Linked DNA regions of Homo sapiens: region 2 is linked to region 1. A link is a loop called in an ENCODE intact Hi-C map of the cell type or tissue named here. Cell type or tissue: HepG2. All regions are shown on one strand.

Region 1 (2,500 bases):
TAACTATTCAGTCTATCATATACTCAGCCAACAAATGTCTGTGGAATCTTGGAGGTAAACATCATTTTTAAAGTAGCAAAAACCAAGTACACAGAAAATCTGACATTGTCTAGCTAAACTCACCTTTGTAGCCACATTTCTGCTGACCCCAAAGCCTCATTCTGATACATTCTGTTTCCTCCTGGGATGCACATTCACCCCAGCTGACTCTCCCCCTCCTTCCCTGGGCTCCCTTACTGGGCGCATCCAGTTATTTTGAGCTCTCATAGCACCGTGGCCCTCTCTGTTGTAGGTAGATATATCAGGGTTGAAGATTTGCATTTATTTGTACAATTCTTTCATGAATGTCCTTCTCCTCCCTGGACTGTAAATCCCCAAGAAGGCAGGGTCAACATGTTTTATTAACCACTGAATCCTCAACACCTCAAGTAGGCACAGTTCAAGTAAACTTTTATTTATTAATCATTGCTTCCCAGCATTTAATAAGTCAGGTAGCCTCTAATTTCATCCCCTGGGTCCTAGGCCAATCCTTTCCCCACTGGTTAGGCCCAGGTATTTACTCCATACATCCTGGACCCCTCGACCAGAAATTTCTTCATCTGGCCTCTCTGCTATGCATCCATGCTGGATCCAGCTCTCCTAACAGCCTTCTGACACTGCCTGTCCCAGCTGGGTTCAACATTTCCCCTTGTTTCCATGCATTATTAGTTTTCTCTGATGATCTTTCTCATATGAGAATGACATGACATTAGCATCTAGAGGGTCCCTGAAGATTAAGCTGTGTTTAACCATTTCTTAGAGAAGAGGGCAACAAAGGTCAAGGAAGTCGACCAATGTCACACGACCAGGCAGCAGTCCCAGGCTGTACTTTCCTTCAATTTTCCAACTGTCTTTGCTGTACTGCTTCCTCAAAACCCACCTTTTGGTTAGGCATGATCAAGAACTTGTCTCCAGAAAAGGGAGTATAAGAATAATACACACATAATTTTGGGAGGCAGGAGGGCCCCTCGTTACAATGGCCAAACACCGGGGCTCCACCCAAAAACTGATGGAGATGACATGAGCCAATGGTATACATTTAAGAGGTGATGCTCTCCCAACTAAACCTAAGTCCTGGACAATACTAGAGGCAGGGGCCCCAACCCCAAAGGCTGGGATCAGATGCTGTGTATTAAGACTGGTCAGTGGAGAGTATGAGGCATGGATGGAGTAAAAGGAGGTGACTGTCAGAAACCATGCAACTGAAGCGTGACCACAGGTGACATGTACTGTGGCAAGGCCAGTGATTTCATTATAGCATGTTTTCTTTTGTCTGCATGAATGTTATGTTATGACCCTCATTTGAGCATCAGATTCTTAGAGGCCTTCATTTTTCTCCCAGTTACCAGAGAGGACAAAGGCTTTTTTTTTTTTTGAGATGGAGTCTCATTCCATCGCCAGATTGGAATGCAGTGGCGCAATCTCAGCTCACTGCAACCTCTGCCTCCCGGGTCCAAGCGATTCTCCTGCGTCAGCCTCCAGAGCAGCTGAGACTACACGCGCACGCCACCATGTCCGGCTAATTTCTGTGTTTTTAGCAGAGGCGGGGTTTCAACACGTTGGCCAGGCTGGTCTCAAACTCCTGACCTCGTGATCCGCCCGCCTAGGCCTCCCAAAGGCTTTGACTGCAGTGTAATATTTACCCTGTGGCCAAACAATCTCGATATATTTGTTAACTTAGCACATGCACTGTGACGTGCTATCATGGAGAAGAACAATGGAGGCCACCTCAAAATTCAAGTCAAAGAAGTACTTGTTAGGGCAAAGGGCACACGAAATGAAGAATGGTTTTGTAATTGGCTGTGAAAGCAGGTAAACTGTCGCCCAGGTAAGAACCATCCCTGGGAACAGGCCTATAACTCGGAAGATAATAGCCACAGCTCTGATTCCACCCTTCAGTTCACTTCAGCAAACACTTATTGGTCACCCACTGTGCAGGGCAGGCTGATATTTGGAAACATAGAACAACAACCTGATTAAAGGCCACACTTCCTCTGAAGCCTCTGAATTAGTTATAAGAAAGAACCTTTTCATTATGAGGGTTCTTTATTATATAGAACCTCGTTCCCTGGGGCGGATGAAATCCAGGCATCAATATCCAGGCCGAGAGTCAGGCCTTACTGAAGATAGGAGAAAGATCTGTGGGTACGTATGGGTGTCCTGCCATCTGAATGAATAATTCAGGAACATGGCCCAATTTCACCTTCCATGTCTGGTCTGGCAAACGTGGAGATGCTTGGGCAGGGAATTTAACTGGGTTTTTCTGACTTCTCGTGGAGTGCCAAAGATTGAGCTGAGGGAAATCAGGGATGCCAGAATGCTATGAAAGCTCAAATCCACTCAATCCTGCAGGATTCAAAGACATGAAGTAGCAGCACTGTATGCAAGGGAGGCTACTTATCTGCTGCCACATTATAGGGGAGCTGAGGATAACAAGCCGGGTGGGCAGATTATCCATTTA
Region 2 (2,500 bases), 55 kb before region 1:
CTCCTCCTTGCCCCCAGGCATCTGGTGTGGCTGGTTAGTGGAAGAGTTAGGGCTTTGTGTAGGTAAGGACTTTATGTTTGTTCCTGCTAGAGCCTGAAAGATTTCTATTATCCTAGGCCAGTATTTATGCTCTTTATTTGAGGTTTCTGGTACAAGATAGAGTATAAAAGTTTGTACCATACACCCTTTGTGTGATGCAGGTCTAGGGTTTTCCTATCCTGCACATCATTTACTATGCCCTATACCCCATCTCTCTGTCCAAGATCCTGGAGAGAGGACAAGTTGCACACGCAAGTTCCTGGACCAGTGGGTGGAGTTTTATAGTCCCTTTTACAGAAGGCAATGCCTACAAGCCCTGGTCTTTAGGCTGGGCTGTTTCAGTTCCCTGACATCCAAGGGCAAGGGCACGGCTCCATCCGCTCCATAGGCAAGAGGTCCAACCCTCAATCCTTTGAAGCTCTGTGAGGATCTGAAACCACCTACCACGGTGTCTTTGATTTTTCCCTTTATTTCTAGCATCTGGCATTTCTTTCTCCTTAGTCCTTGGCTGTGTAGTAAAAACCATGTTTACTAGTTTGTTTGTTTGTGGTGGGACATCCATGTCAGCTGATCTCACCATGTTACTGGAAGTACTAGTGACAAATGTTCAGCTTCTAGGAAGAGTTTTTTCATACAAATTGTGTTTTCTGCAATGACTAGCAAAATATGAGACATATACCACTACTCACTAAAGAACGGGTGCATGAATGAATGAATGAATGAATGAGTGGAGACCAGGACTGCTCAGAAGATAAGCTAAGCATCTGCAGCCTCCGTGGAGGCTGGACTGGCTGAGTCTGGGAGACTCCGGGCAGGCAGGGGCTGGTGCACAGTCCCCCTGCCTGGCACTCTGTGTCACAGTGGTCCTGGCCTCATGCGGCCTTATTCAATGCTGAGGACCACATGATTTCACCAATGGCTCATCCAACAGGGTTGCCTGTTCACTTTCTACTTTCATCATCTTACAGTGTCAGTGCCTTTTCTTTTCCCTCTTGAAAGAGGGAACTGAGAATGAGTGTGGGTGGATTTAGTGCAATTGATCAAGCCAAAGTCTCATCCTGGATTGCAGGTGGTCATCTAAGGCAAGATACTGCCTTGGTGTATGAACCCCATAGCAGGCTGTTTCTGCAGGGCTGGCTTCTCTGGACTCTACACACAAGCACAGATGCTGGTTCGAAAGCCCCAGCATTATGAGATAACTGGAAGCTGCAGCCCTTGACCTCCTTGTGTCAACAGGCACAACACTGGCCCCGACCTGCTATGAGTTGAGCATTCTACAGCCTTGCAGGGTGGTAGGCTCTGCCTGTCCAGGCTACAGTTCAGCACATACCTTTCCCTCATGGCTACTCAAGTGGGAAATCCTCACTCTCCACTATCCTTTTGTCCCTATCCTCCCATGAAATCCTATGTGTAGTGTGAACTAAAGGCAGAGAAAGCTAACAAGTCTTGGCCCAGGGGCTGTTCTACATCTTGCCACCCAAGAAGAAGATGCCAGACATTTAGAGAGGAGGGAATCACAAACTCTACACGTTTTTCAAAGTGGGGAGAATGGGCTGAAGGGTCTGCTTGAGGGAATGTTCTTCCCTCGTTCCTTCTCTGCAGCCTGCATTGCAGGGGTCCCCTGGCCCCAGTACTCTGTGGACATAGTGGCAATGGCAGCACAGCTCCATCATTCCTGCCCCTCAGGCTGTGACAATAATGGGTCAGGTGTGGGGGCATATGGACCCTCCAGTGATGCTTGTATAGCAGAGGGTCTCGTGAGGCTGAAAACACCAAGGCCTGCTGCCCCGACTCCACCCCAGTTAGAGGATCCTGTCGAGGGCTTTTGTAACTGAGAGAGAATCTGTTTGGTCCGGGGAAGGGAGGAGCTGAGTTGGAAATATTTTTGCTCCACTTTCTTCCAAAATACTTATAAAGACTGGCAGAAAGTGCAGGTGACAGAACAGAAGAACATCGGAGTTGACATGATGATGTCGCGGGGGACGTGGTGCCACCAGAGAGCCTGGCCTGTGAGTTCCATGCCTGGGGCACAGCTGTCACTTGCTGGGCACAGACCTCTGCAGCGTGTGCGGTTTCCTGCGCTCTGGGAGGACTTGGCCTTTGAATGTTTATAAGGTCACACCCTCTGGGCTCTTCAGCCCCGTGGATACTGCTTGACTCTGAAGTCTCTTGTGGTCTAGTGGAGTCAGGATCAAAACTGCTGTGCCAGGGGCAGAAGAGCTACATGCCCCCACCCCAGGCCCCGCGCTTAGAAGAGCAGTCTGCAGGGTGTGACGAGTCATCATTAGCCCTTGTTTTGGGTGACATTTCTTACATTCTAAAGGCTCTGCCCTCCTTGTCTACCATCTCATGTGATTTTCACCATAAGCATCATTTTAATGAATGACTTGGGAGTCTGAGAGGCAGGAACATGAAGTTGAGAATAAGAAAAGTTTCGCCCTGGAACATTCCAGCCCATGCA

Evidence for each region. Peaks named below come from ENCODE experiments on the same cell type or tissue, not always from the same donor. Only the 100,000 strongest peaks of a DNase experiment are listed, where the experiment ranks them.
Region 2: it touches region 1 in a loop (7-fold over the local background); 2 of 110 quality-filtered maps call a loop at or near these places.

Annotation. Positions count from the first base shown.
Region 1 is chr17:72,787,640-72,790,139 of GRCh38, forward strand. All of the region lies in intron 6 of SLC39A11 (solute carrier family 39 member 11), which reads right to left. Among named protein-coding and RNA genes, the nearest start is that of LINC00511, 150 kb to the left of the region's middle. In HepG2, no CTCF peak of the experiment used is centred here; a DNase peak (open chromatin) is centred at 1,492.
Region 2 is chr17:72,732,699-72,735,198 of GRCh38, forward strand. The region is part of intron 7 of SLC39A11 (solute carrier family 39 member 11); the gene reads right to left. Among named protein-coding and RNA genes, the nearest start is that of LINC00511, 93 kb to the left of the region's middle. In HepG2, no CTCF peak of the experiment used is centred here; a DNase peak (open chromatin) is centred at 1,273.